2 separate regions of the Homo sapiens genome follow, and region 1 is linked to region 2. Evidence: read pairs that join two places in POLR2A ChIA-PET (ENCODE). Cell type or tissue: PC-9. All regions are shown on one strand. Each heading gives the region's core, and the rest is flanking DNA. Links, peaks and the distances in the headings are about the cores only. Region 1 has its middle 12 kb from the start of PRG2. Region 2 overlaps CTNND1 (catenin delta 1).

Evidence for each region. ChIA-PET counts read pairs that join two places held together with the same protein. Peaks named below come from ENCODE experiments on the same cell type or tissue, not always from the same donor. Only the 100,000 strongest peaks of a DNase experiment are listed, where the experiment ranks them.
Region 1: POLR2A ChIA-PET joins it to region 2 with 5 read pairs; 3 of 35 experiments call an interaction of 5 or more read pairs at or near these places.

The regions. Positions count from the first base shown.
Region 1 is chr11:57,399,089-57,405,899 of GRCh38, forward strand. No RefSeq gene overlaps it. Among named protein-coding and RNA genes, the nearest start is that of PRG2, 12 kb to the left of the region's middle. In PC-9, for the core only: no CTCF peak of the experiment used is centred there; a DNase peak (open chromatin) is centred at 3,283; H3K27ac peaks cover 706 bases.
Region 2 is chr11:57,775,185-57,781,995 of GRCh38, forward strand. The region is part of intron 1 of CTNND1 (catenin delta 1); the gene reads left to right. All of the region lies in intron 2 of TMX2-CTNND1 (TMX2-CTNND1 readthrough (NMD candidate)), which reads left to right. Among named protein-coding and RNA genes, the nearest start is that of CTNND1, 17 kb to the left of the region's middle. RefSeq lists a silencer at 3,375-3,577 and enhancers at 3,533-4,419, 4,420-5,305. In PC-9, for the core only: no CTCF peak of the experiment used is centred there; DNase peaks (open chromatin) are centred at 1,247, 3,027, 3,487 and 4,387; H3K4me3 peaks cover 4,420 bases; H3K27ac peaks cover 5,000 bases.

The sequences.
Region 1 (6,811 bases), core at 596-5,595, 380 kb before region 2:
TACAGGCTCAATTCATGTTTGCTGTGTAAGTGAATAAATGAAGAAAAGCAATTTTTGTTTAAGCTTGTCAAAGATTGAGTTGGGCTCCCTGAAATGAGATCTTAGGCAGAAATTTTAATAACGATAACAACAGCAGCAACTAATATTTAGGAAGTGTTTCTAGGTGCTAAGTATGTTAAGTGCTCCATATTATTCAACCTTCTAAACAACTCTAGGACACAAGTGCCATTAAACTACCTAAATTACAGACAAACAGCTGATCCTGGGAATGGTTAAGTCATTTTCCAGGTAAGTGTCAGAGCCAGGATCCGAATGGAGCGGCTGCACTCTTGTCCGTGACTCACTTCCCCTGTGGTGGTGAATAACTAGCACAAAGCCATTTACATACGTTGTTTAATGTAACTTACCCTGTAAGTTGCATGGGGCAGGTGATGATTTGGAAAGCACAAAGAATGTGGTCCTCGGATGTTAAAAGACCCTGGTTAAAAAATAAAAATAAAAAAATAAAAAAATAAAAGACCCTGGTTCCATTCTTGGCTCTGCTGCCCATAAGCTGGACCTCCTTGGCAGTTCCCTCATCCCCCCAGTCTCCTGTTGCTCATCTGTGAGTTGTTAAGGATGACCACCTCACAGATGTTGCAGGGCTTGAGGAGGACCAATTGAAATGTGGTGGTACAATAATCTACTAAGTGCCTGAAACATGGTGCCCCCAACAAACAAACAACAATGCTGAATATTGTCCTATGTTAGGGATAGAAAAAGCAAGGCTTGGAAAACTTAAGTGATAGTCCAAATTTTGCATGCCAGCAAACGGTGGAGCTTGGAAAAGAACTCTAAGTCTTCCGTTGGCCATGAGGAGAAATTTTCTGAGCCTCTTCTGCATAAGTGCTCATTACCGTGTGAGACACATCACAGTCCTCACCATCAGGGAACTAGAAGCTCAGAGCTGGGATTGTAGGTTGAATCTCTCTCTCTCTCTCTCCCTCTCCTCTCTCTCTCTCTCTCTCTCTCATGTCCAGTATTTACTGAGCCTCCATTCTGTGCTAAGTAGGGTACAAAGTTCTCAGGATACAGTAGGCAATACAAAATATACAGCTGCTGCCTGCGTGGAGTTCCCAAATGAAAGCCTAATGGAAGACACAACTGAATATTTTTAAAATCCTATGATGGTACATTAAACTGCAACTGTGACAAGCTCTATGCCAGAGAGGTACCTGGTGCTATGAAAACCAGTACTAGGTAACAGTACAGAAAGGAAGGGATATCTGAGCTGAGAACTGAGGGAACTATAGGAGTTAGCTATAGGTTGGGTAGGACACATTCCACAGAAACACAATAAAACTGTTTCACAGCCAGGTGCGGTGGCTCATGCCAGTAATCCCAGCACTTTGGGAGTCTGAGTTGGGCAGATCACAAGGTCAGGAGTTTGAGACCAGTCTGGCCAATATGGTGAAACCCCGTCTCTACTAAAAATACCAAAAAAAATTAGCTGGCGTGGTGGCACATGCCTGTAATCCCAGCTACTCGGGAGGCTGAGACAGGAGAATTGCTTGAAGGCAGAAGTTGCGGTGAGCCAAGATCGTGCCACTGCACTCCAGCCTGGGTGACAGAGCGAGACTCTGTCTCAAAACAAACAAACAAAAAAACTGTTTCACTGTCATGTAGCGTACTTGACCTGTAATGTGATTTTGCGTATGTAATAAAAATTAGTAGCTGCCATTAATGAAGGACCTACTATGTGCCAGGGCCGAGCACTTTTCACGTAGAGCCTTACTTATCCTTATTACTCTCTGAGGTAGGCATTATAGGTAGCAAACAAAGGCACTAAGATGCTTCATGACTCCTACAAGGACACCCAATCTAAGAACGTGATAACAGGACCCAGATCTGTCTGCCTGCACTCTTCCCCAGCCCAGGGCTCTGAAAGGAATTCATAGCCCTGCCCCTGGTAATTGACATTTCTGTGTGCTTGGATTCTCTCCATTGACTGCTGGGGAGACAAAAGTATCGCAAAAATTGAATATGAAGATTGATATTTTTCATTGACTTTGGCTTAAGATTTGGGGTAACTCGAAAGTCTTTTTTTTTTTTTGCCTTTGAAGTTTTCCCATTCCAAGTAATAAAGAACTTGTGTTGTTTTGTTCGGTGGAGACAAGCTAAAGCGAGTGCTTGCAGGGAGGTTTTCTATCCTGAACTATAATAGTGGCATTCCAGACTCCACAAGGTGTGAAGTGTGGTGCACGCTCTGAAGGGCACACAGATGTTACTAATAACACCTGCAGCCACACACAGCACACCTGCTACAAGCCAGGTGGTTTATATTGATCACTCACTACATGCCAGGTCCCCTTTGAAGTGCTTGACGTTCATCCAGCCACTCAATCCTTACAACTCTATAAAGTATTCCTATTGTTACTCCATTTTACAGATGAAGCAGCGGAGGTACCAGGAATCTAAGTGCCAGAGCTTGTGTGGGGAGGAACTGGAAGTTGGTCTTGGACAGTCCATCTCCAGAGCCCAAGCTGCTGCTACCTTTTATTCCCAAGGTTACTCTCTAGTCCTTGCAACAAACTGCCGTGGTACCTATTTCCATTACAGGTGAGGAAACTGAGGTTCAGGGTGGTTAAGGTCACACAGCTGATCAGTGCCTGCAAAGCCCAGAGCTTTCCCACACACCCTACTGCTCTAGCCAGCCTGCAGGCCTGGGAGGTGACACTGGACCCAGGAAAGAATATGCTGAGGGGCCTGTGAGCAGATGTTTGGGATTAGAACATAAAAACTCAAAATTGGGCGGGCCACGGTGGCTCATGCCTGTAATCCCAGTATTTTGGGAGGCCGAGGCGGGAGGATCACGAGGTCAAGAGATCAAGACCATCCTGTCCAACATGGTGAAACACAGTCTCTATTAAAAATACAAAAATTAGCCGGGTGTGGTGGTGCACACCTGTAGTCCCAGCTACTCAGGAGGCTGAGACAGGAGAATCGCTTGAACCGGGAGGCGAAGGTTGCAGTGAGCTGAGATCGTGCCACTGCACTCCAGCCTGGCGACAGAGAGAGACTCTGTCTCAAAAAACAAACAAACAAACAAACAAACAAACAAAACACCTCAAAATCCCTGGAGGGTCTGGTGTGAACACAAGCCATGGTCCTGGGTTTAAGATACACTCAGACATTGTCCTGTCTGTGAACTCCTTATCACCAGAGGACTGGATCTTATGCCTGGAAGCCTGGATGGAAAATGTTCTTCCCAAAGAATGTCAGAGGAATGACTCACTGCTGTGCCCATGTCACACCTGAAGCATTTGAGAGTCATCAATCCCCTGAGGGGCTGGCAGGAAAAAGGGCTCCTAGACATAACCACTGGGACCATCACTCCAAGCTTTGAATTTGGGGAGGACTGCTTGAGCCTGGGAGGTCGAGGCTTCAGTGAGCCATGATCTTGCCACTACACTCCAGCCTGGGTGACAGAGTGAGACCCTATCTGAAACAAACAAACAAACAAACAAACAAAACCACGTGGCAGGAGGAAGGCTCTCAGGGCAGAAAGATGAGAGCTGTGCCTGTGGGTTGTTTCTCCTGCTTACTCCCTCTCGCCCATTTTCCCTAGAAATCATCTCTGATTCTCACAGAATAGAAGTGTTCTTAGCAGCACCTGGGCAGGACCTGCCAGCACCTTCAGCTAAAGTACAGTTAGCACCAGATTATGGATAGTGATTAGCGGGTATGAGGTCATTCTCTGGAATATCCCAAGGTGCTCTTTTGTGATAAGCCCACTTGACAACAGCTCGCCTTCTGAGTGTTTTTATTATTTGCACTCTCCAATCTGCTGACCAAGGCTGCCCTCTGGCTCACCGTCATCTAGGACCCCCACACAGGCAGGGAAGGGGAAAGGGAGTAGGGGGTGGATGGGGATAAACAAGGCGTGGCAGAACCACGAGATGGGGTTGTGAGCAGCCATTTAAAATCATGTTTTTGGCTACTATTTGATTACATAAGGAAAAGCTTATGAGATCATTTAAATTATCACATACATCCAGTCAAATGACGGGAGGGAACATACCAACATGTTAACCATGATTATCTCTGAGTGGTCCAATTAATGGTGATGCGTCTTTTTCATGTCCCTCTTTATTTTCTCGTCTGTTTTAAATGATATCTTTCTTACAAGAGAATAAATGCAGGCTGGGCATGGTGGCTCATGCCTGAAATCTTGGCACTTTTGGAGGCCGAGGCAGGGGGATTGCTTAAGGCCAGGAGTTCAAGGCTGCATTTAGGTATGATGATGCTGCATTCAACCTGGGCAATAGAGCAAGACCCCACCTCAAAAAAAAAAGAAGAAGAAGAAGAAAGAAGAAGAGGAAGAAGAAGAAGAAGAAGAAGAAGAAGAAGAGGAAGAAGAGGAAGAAGAGGAAGAAGAAAAGAAGAGGAAGAAGAGGAAGAAGAGGAAGAAGAGGAAGAAGAGGAAGAAGAAGAAGAAGAAGAAGAAGAAGAAGAAGAAGAAGAAGAAGAAGAAGAAGAAGAAGAAGAAGAAGAAGAAGAAGAAGAAGAAGAAGAAGAAGAAAAGAAGAAGAAATGTAAAGTAAAGGTAATGTCTAAATGAATGTGACCTTGGGAGCCAGACAGACCTGGTTTAAATACCAGCCCCACAATGTGCTAATGGGTGAACCTGACTTTCTTCATCTATGAAATGGGGCTGATCATATGCACTTCCCTGGGCTGAATAGGCTTAAAAGGGATCATCACACAATTCCTATTTTATGCTGTTGGCTGTCCCTTACACGGCATGTGTTCTCCCCCTGATGGAAGGGCCCAGCTTGGCACTGTGGGGGTGTGATGGGGGCCAATTCACCTCCAGTTCCTCTCTACTGAGGCTGGTTACAGGAGAGAAGGGTTGCATTGGAAGCCCGTTGCTGATTGAAATCAAAACTTGTGAAAGCTCTGAGTTGCTTGCTTCCTCATTGGTTCCACTTGAGGAAGAAGTTGCAGGAGGTGCCAGGTACAGTGGCTCACACCCATAATCCCAACACTTTGGGAGGCCAAGGTGGGAGGATCACTTGAGTCCAGGCGTTTGACACCAGCCTGAGCAACAGAGTGAGACTCCCCAATCTCTATAAATAAATAAATAAATAAATAAAAGATTAGCCAGATGTGGTGGCATGCGCCTGTAGTCCCAGCTACTCAGGAGCTCAAACAGGAGGATTGCTTGAGCCTGGCAGGTCGAGGCTGCAGTGAGCTGAGATCACACCACTGCACTCCAGCCAGGGTAACAGAGTGAGAACCTGTTTCAAAATAAATAAATAAATAAAGTTGCAGGAGGAAGGCTCTCAGGGCAGAACGATGAGAGTTGCGCACGTGGTCACTTCTCCCACTTACTCTCCTCTCGCCCATCTTCCCCAGAAATCATTTCTGATTCTCACAGAAGTCTACTGTACACTTCCTGGGGAATCCAGGCATCTTTTCTTCCTTTAAATAACAGTTTTATTGAGGTATAATTAACATACCATAAGTCCACCCATTTTCATCACCCCAAAAGAAACCCCTTCCCCATTAGCCATCACTACCCATGGCCTCCACACCCAGGCCTACCCAATCATGAATCTACTTTCTGCCTCTACAGATTGGCCTATTCTGGAAATTTCTTTTTTTCTTTTTCCTTTTTTTTTTTTTTTTTTGAGACGGAACCTCACTGTGTCATCCAGGCTGGAGTGCAGTGGCACGATCTTGGCTCACTGCAACCTCCACCTGCCAGGCTCAACCAATTCTTGTGCCTCAGCCAACCAAGTAGCTGGGATTACAGGTGCATGCCACTACACTCGGCTAATTTTTAGTAGAGACGGGGTTTCGCCATGTTGGCCAGGCTGGTCACGAACTCCTGGCCTCAAGTGATCTGCCCACCTTGGCATCCCAAAGTGCTGGGATTACAGGCATGAGCCACTGCACCCTGGCCCGATATTTCATATTTAAATGGAATCATTAGCAGTTTCTTGTGTCTGGCTTCTTTCACTTAGTCTAATGTTTTCAAGATTCATCCGTGTTGTAGCAGGTGTCAGTACTTTTTTTGATTGCCAAATAATATCCCAAATATGGTACATTTCCTTTGTCCGTTCACCAACTGGTGGACATTAGGCATCTTTTTTTGGCTTTAATATATCATCTGTAATGCTAGCTGTGATCTGTTCAACCCACCACATGCCAAGCACTCGACCTAATTTGTAATCCTTACAACAGCCCAGAGAGGCATGTCTATTTCTCCCACCATACTGACAAAGAAGTGGTCCATCCAAAGTCACAGAGCTGACAAAGTAAGTGACAGAGCTGAGATTTCCAGAAGGGTTTTTTTCCACTGCACCACACTGCACCTCCCCCACCCCCATGTGTTTTTCTGGCTCCTTCTAATTGGTTCTGAGGCCAAAACAAGAATCCACTCATTCAACGATCATTCATTCAACAAGAATTAGCTGGTACCATGTGGATGGTAAGCACAGATTAATTAGAGCCAGGCGAGAACAGACCTTGCCTCCTGGAGTATGCTGCCCAGGCAAGGGGTGGGAGGGTCATGATGTGGAGGCAAATGCCAGTCACCAGGAAGGGTGTGACCAAGTGCCAGGGACTCAGACATGCTGGAAAGCCTGAGTAATGATTTTTGGAGAAGATGACATTTTGAGCAGGATCCCAGCAGACCAGATGGATTTCACAAGCTGAGGCAGGGTGAGCCACCCACGCAGAGGAACTGGTGCACACACAGACCCAGAGACTGGGAATCTTGGTCCACAGGGGTGGGCTCTGCCCCGCTGTTGGTAGGAGGTAAAGA
Region 2 (6,811 bases), core at 820-5,819:
CTCAGGTGGATGGTTATTTAGTTAAGGTGAGAAGTAGAGCCAGGCACGGTGGCCTGTGCCTTTGGTCTCAGCTACTTAGGAAGCTAAGGAGAGACTTGAGCCCAGGAGTTTGACACCAGCTTTGGCAATATAGGGAGACCCCGTCTCGAAAAAAAAAAAAAACAACACACACACACACACACACAAAACAAGAGAAGTACAGAAGATGGTTTATTGTAGTAGACATGACGAGAAGGTCGTTAATTTGAAGTGAAGTGATTTACCTCTGTGTCCTGTATTGTTTTGGAATTAAAGATGTTACCTCTTGATTTGGGGGTTATGCCAACACTTAGCATGGTATGGAGGACTCGCCTATTGGGAGGAAGGGAAAACTTTAGACTGTATCTGTGGTTTTAAATTGTGGAACAAATTCAGGAGAGGATGTTAGCATTGAAATTTAGCTGGACAATTTGTTTAAAACTGGACAGGAAGGGCCAATGTTACTTCCTGTCTGAAAAGGAAGCGCTGGCTTCCTTCCCTTCCTCCTTGGTTAACTCTGGCCAACTTGGAATATGGGTGGGGGAGGGGCTGGTTATGTTAGTAATCGTGTTACCACTAATGTTCGTGTATAGCCGCTTAAGGTTTACTCTTTTCCTTACTTGAAACATGTAGATGGGTGCTGTGTGTGCTCCTGTTTCCTTGTTCTTATATGGGAGCCCTGTACTAGGTTTGAGTTTAGTCTGGGAAGCCTAATCTCTCAGACGTTACTTTTACATTCAACCTTATATACACCTCCCTTGTATTTTCTGACATTTGAAAATACACCAAAGAGTTGGAGGGAAGAAACTGAAACTCATTTGACACGGAGCGGGGTAAGTTGTGGAAAGGAGAACATAATTGGGCAGAGGGGAGTGGATGACAGAGGTTTCTTATTTTTGAATTGAGCCAAGAAAGCATTCCTTCTAAGTGGGGCCAGTTGGCACTGTTACTGCTATTTTAGTTCAGGCTTCTCCTTCCTACTGACCAGTCAATTGTATTAAGTGTTTGATGTGAGTTTGAACTGAGGTCTCAGGAGGGGAGGGAGCGAGGGAGGGTGGTGGTGGAAACAGCTGGTGCCTTCATCAAGCTATCTCAATTACTCTTCAGAGTGTTTGGGGGTGGGGGTTGGTGGCACAGGAATTAGATGTGTGTTAGCAGAGTCTCAGCAACTCTTATGTAGTGGGTTTGAATTCTCAGGCACTCTTAATGCTATGTGGGATGTTGGCTAGTTGGAATGTAGCTAAACCTTTCCCAGTCACATTCTTCTGCCTCGCCTCCCTGTAATTCTTTCAGCATTGGGCCTGCTTTGGAGAAAGAGGGGTGTGGGAAGTTAGACAGCAAAACAGATTCATCCTTCCTACCCATTGAGTATTCAGCTTAGGTCTTGGGCCCTCCAGAGGCTTTCTTCATATCCATTCATTATTCCTTTAGTTGGGCTTTCTAAATATGTCTGCAAAGAGTCTGAGATACAATTAGAACTGGGACCTCTGGTGAAGTTAAGTTGAATTGTAATCAGTTGGCTATACTTGTCGTCTTCCCTCCCTCACACCCCAGGATTACTGTATTTCTGAGTCAGCACTCCTTTTCTATCTCACCTGCTCAATTTGATGCAGAGAACTTGCCAAGCATCCTTTTGGATTAGCAGCATTGATGTGGGTGTGTTCAGTTCTCTGTCTGGGGTGTGTCTTTTACAACTTTTTTTTTGGTATCTCAGAAAACTCTCCCCTACTAAAAGCTACTATTTTTATCTACTTTAGTATATCTACTTCACACCGTGGTACTTAATTAACTCATTTATTTGGTCTGGGCTATGCATAAGGAAGAATTGGATAAGAATACTAACAGTCATAACTAATTGTTCAGTATTCTTGAGAGATAAAGGGAGTTAGTCTGATACCATGCCAAGTAAGAGACTGTTAACTTTTTTTGTGTATGCTTCAGTGATAGAGTTTGCAATGGCTGGGCTCTGCTGCTGAAGTTCCATAGTGTTGCTAAATATTCTTTTCTATTCAACCCTAGAATGGCTATTGTGTATATTACTGCCCTACCCTTGCCACCTGGTCATACCAGATCCAGATAAGGACTAAATCCTTCTTTTTTTGGTCACCCAGGCTGGAGTGTAGTGGCATGATCTCAGCTCACTGCAACCTCTGCCTCCCGGGCTCAAGTGATTCCCCTGCCTTAGCCACCTGGAGTAGCTTGGATTACAGGTGTGCTCCACCATGCCCGGCAAATTTTTTTATTTTTAGTAGAGATGGGGTTTCACCATGTTGGCCAGCCTGGTCTCGAACTCCTGACCTCCAGTGGTTTGCCTGCTTCGGCCTCCCAAAGTGCTGGGATTACAGGCTTGAGCCACTGTGCCAGGCCAAGGACTAAATCCTTCTAAGTTGTCTGTTTAGACTTAGTTCCTTTGTATCATGTGCTGCTTTAGACCAGGGTTCGGCCCATACTACTTCTAGCAGATCTAAGAAGATGAAAGGAATCTAGGAAAAATAAAGGGAGAAGACAAGACAAGAAGTGATAGCATATTACCAGTTAGTTCCTGGTGTGCCCCTCTGGTTGGAGGACTCTGCTGAGCATCTTGCTCATTTTATGCAAAGGGAATTGAGCCCTTTGGGCAAAGGGTGTTGCTTCTTTGGATTTCAAGAATCTCTAGCTAATAGAGCTTAACCTCTGTTTGCATTTTTGCTTCTGTGATTTAGGGCTAATTTCCAATGGGTTGTACAAGATAATAGAAAAATGTATCATTTATCTCATTCTTGCAGTTAGTGGAGGACCTTTATTAGGAGAGGAGGCTTTCTTTTCTGACTAGGCTCCAAATTTACAGCCCCTGACCCACTTCAGGGGGTTGTGAGCAGGAAAAGCTGATGTTGCTGTCTTGACCTCTTTGCCGCCAGGATTTGGCTTCTGTGCAATTCCTAGTGGTTGTCCTCTCATTCTCTAGGGAAACGGGGAACTTTGCTCCCAGCACCTGATTAAACTGCCTCTTTGTAGGGTGGAGTCCGCTGCCTTTGTTTGTTCTCTGTGGAGCCTGTCTTAGTAATCAACTCTATGCTTGTAGGGAGAAAGTTTGAAAGGCTGAAAACAGAGGTGGATGATAGGGAAGGTGAAGTTCCTAAAGTAGTTCTCCAAATGGGAATATTCCATTGACTGAATCCAGATTGGTAATCAAATTGCCATAATGGGATGTGTCACATGTAGCTGAGCTGAATTAACAGCATCAGTAGCTTTAAAATCCCTAATGCAGTGCCTCCAAAGTGAAGAAACTTGCCAAGTAGGAATCTTAAAAATTCCCTCACCCCCTTCAAACTTTTAGATCCACACACAGTCTTTCTGCTGATTCTTAAAGGCCTGAGCTTTGTCCTACGTAGTGTTGGCTTGGGGCAGAGAGGAGGGTTGTTTTCCCTGAACATGATAAGGAGCTGAGCAGGGCAAAGTGGGGGCTCTGGCCCGTGATTGGTAGACAGGATGCCCTGGAATGCAGTTGGCCTGCAGCCCAGAATCCAGCACTTTGTATTTGTTTGTTTCTGGGAGACTGTGGTCTGGTGCTACTGTGACAGGAAGTGAGAAAGCTGGGAGTGGGGGAACAGAGAGGGTCGATGTCTTTGTGGTTCTCCTGTGAAATCTCTTTGTCCCTGGAGAGCAGCTCTGCTACAGAGCTCTGCTGAGAAGAGAGCAGCCTTTGTGTGTCTAATGGGTCTCGGAGCATCTAGCTACTCCGAGGGATTAGAGAGTGTGAATTCTGACTGTGGCCTTTTGCGTTTTAGCACTTAAGTTATATAAATGGTCCTGATCTCTTAGCACTGGGAAGCTTACTGAGTTTTGTGTGTGCTGCTATTCTTTGTGGATCTCTAGGATTTAATTAAGAAAGGAATTCTAGAAGGAAATAAATGTTAAGTAATGTTCATTTGCTGTATATGTTGCAGGTACCTTGTTGGGTTTAAAAGGGACAGAAGGAAACAGGTAATGCTGAGGTCCTTTACATTTTATATCTCATCCTTCCAATTGGCACCCTACTGCATACAGATCAGGAGAAACCTACCCGCTTAGTATTAAGAGTTACTAGCAATTCTCTAATGTTTGATCATAACTAGAGAATGGTTGGTAGTTTCCTGGGATTTTTCTTCCCTATGTCTAGACTGAAATAGCACCTGTAATACCCTCTCTCTTTTCTGCCCTCTTTTCTCTCTTGTTTTGTGTTTTCCCTGCCTTCCATTCCAGCTGTGAAACAGGCATCTTTTCTCACTTTGTGGATTGGATGGCTGAGTCCTTAACTTTGAGCCAAGCTGGCTGGTTCCTGAGCACACACACAAACCCGCCTTTGATTGTCCAGGAGGACAGCTGCCCTAGAGGCAGATTGCTAACATACCACTAGAACAATCCTTCTTCTCTGTTCTTATGCTGGCTAGCACAATCTTTACTGCCTCTAGTTCCTTCTGTTTCCCACCCCATCTCTGATCTTTGCTTTTGGCTTAGTGAGATGTCACATTAAAAATGAGAGTAGGGATTGGATTTTTTTTCTTGTGGTAGGGTTGAGGGGGTGATCAGAGAATGTGACATGTAGCCAGCTTTCTAGAGCAGGCTTGCCAGTGGTAAGGTAGGTAATTTTTACAGAGTAGTGCCTCTTTTGTTCTTAGCACCTTTCCTCCTGAGTACTAGGTTCTTATAAAAGGGAAGGTAAATCTGAAGTAGGCTGCAAGCTACTCTTCCCAAATTGAGTAAGGTTTTGTTCTTTAAAGTGAAGATAAGACCCAAAAGTCTAGCTGGCTCCATTCCACCTTCTCTTGCCTCCTTCCCCTCTCCGTAAAAAAAATGTCAACTTTGGGTTAACTTCTTAATTGGAACTAGAATGACTTTTTTTTTTTTTTTGAGACAGGGTCTTACTCTGTCACTGAGGCTGGAGTACAGTGGCACAATCTTGGCTGACTGCAGCCTGGAACCACCAGGCTCAAGTGATCCTCCCACCTCAGCCTCCCGAGTAGCTGGAACTACAGGCACATGCCACCACCCCCAGCTAATTTTTTGTATTTTTTGTAGAGATGGTGTCTTGCCATTTTGCCCAGGCTGGTCTCAAACTCCTGAGCTCAAGCAGTCTGCCTGCCTCAGCCTCCCAAAGTGCTGGGATTACAGGCTTGAACCACCTCTCCTGGCCCGAAGAATGACTTTTAACCCCAGGAAACATAGAAAATTCATACTCTTTCCACTTTATCAAGAAGGAGCATGGACTTGGAATAAAATAGGAGTTTTCACTACTTACTACTAGTTGATGAGCTTGGGCAAGATACTAAATACTTCTGGTATATAGGTAGTATACTTATTTATAAAAAGAGGCCATTACCTCAGCAGGTGTTGAAAGGATTATATGATAACTTCAAGGGGAAGAGCAATAATGCACAACTTTCTTCCCCTTCAAGATGGGATTTTCTTCTTTCAGATAAGGAGAAACATTTCCTCCTGCTATCTGTCCTAAAGCCAAGAAAGGACCTTAACACTTCTGATTGATTTATTTATAGATTGACATGCTCTGTCTCCCTGTTGCTTATCTCAAAAGGAAGACATACTCCAAACTTGATGAAAAGAATGCCTTATTGGTCTTTTCAGGGTTTTGAGGAATTGGGACTGTGTAAATCTGGCTCAATTACATGCTTCCACCTTTTCCAAGTTATTTTCAAATGATGGGCAAAGAGGTGGGGGAATGCCATAGATTGAAAGTTTGGTGAGAAGCTGCTATTTTCTTTCTTTCTTTCTTTTTCAAGATGGAGTTTCACTCTTATTGCCCAGGCTGGAGTGCAATGGCGCAATCTCTGCTCACTGCAACCTCCACCTCCTGGGTTCAAGCGATTCTCCTGCCTCAGCCTCCCGGGTAGCTAGGATTACAGGCATCTGCCACCACGCCAGGCTAATTTTTGTATTTTCAGCAGAGACAGCGTTTCACCATGTTGACCAGGCTAGTCTCAAACTCCTGACCTGGTGATCCACCCGCCTCAGCCTCCCAAAGTGCTGGGATTACAGGCGTGAGCAACCGCACCTGGCCGAGAAGCTGCTATTTTAAAAAAGGAATGTGAGCTCAAACAGTTGGGTGACCCCTAGTAAACTCTAAGGTTAAGCTTTTCCATGAATATTTTTTTTTTCCGAGTCTAGGGTATGGAAGGATATAAGGTGTCTTAGTTAATTTTAGGATTTCTCTTTTATGACATGAGACCTAATCAATACCTTTGCATTTCAATGAGGCTTTTTCTTATTTTTCATAGTGTACCTGATCTCTCTCCTCTTGTAGGAAGGAGAAAGGCATTTGGCCTCTCCCCTTCCTTTAGTCTAACACCTTCCTCTGTTTTTTTGCCCCTCCCTCTTATCTTTGTTTCCTTATCGGCCTCTCCCTAAAGCCCTGCTTTCTCCTTTTAAGGCTAGGTGAGGTGTCTTTGGCAAGGTTGCACAGGGATCCAGGTAAGTAACTCAGTCTCTTCTCAGGATTAGAGAAAACTCAGTGTGAACTGTCCCAGTGGAGGGCCTTGGAGAGGCACATGGATAATGGGGGAGGAGAAGGAGGCGGCCTGGCCTGAGAGATCAGGACTTGTTAGACCAGTCCTGTGTGTGCGTCATGCATGCTCCACAGAGAAGCAGGTTTTTTTCTTTCTGTACCCTTTCAGTCCTGGGCCCCCTCACTAGCTGAGAGCCACACCCTTCCTTGGCTTCAAAGCCAGCCCAGCACTAAGCCATTTTAGTATGTTATGGTTTAGAGGGGGTTCTCAGAATACTTGGGAGGGGAAAAGAGAGAAAAAGAAGAATGTTTTAT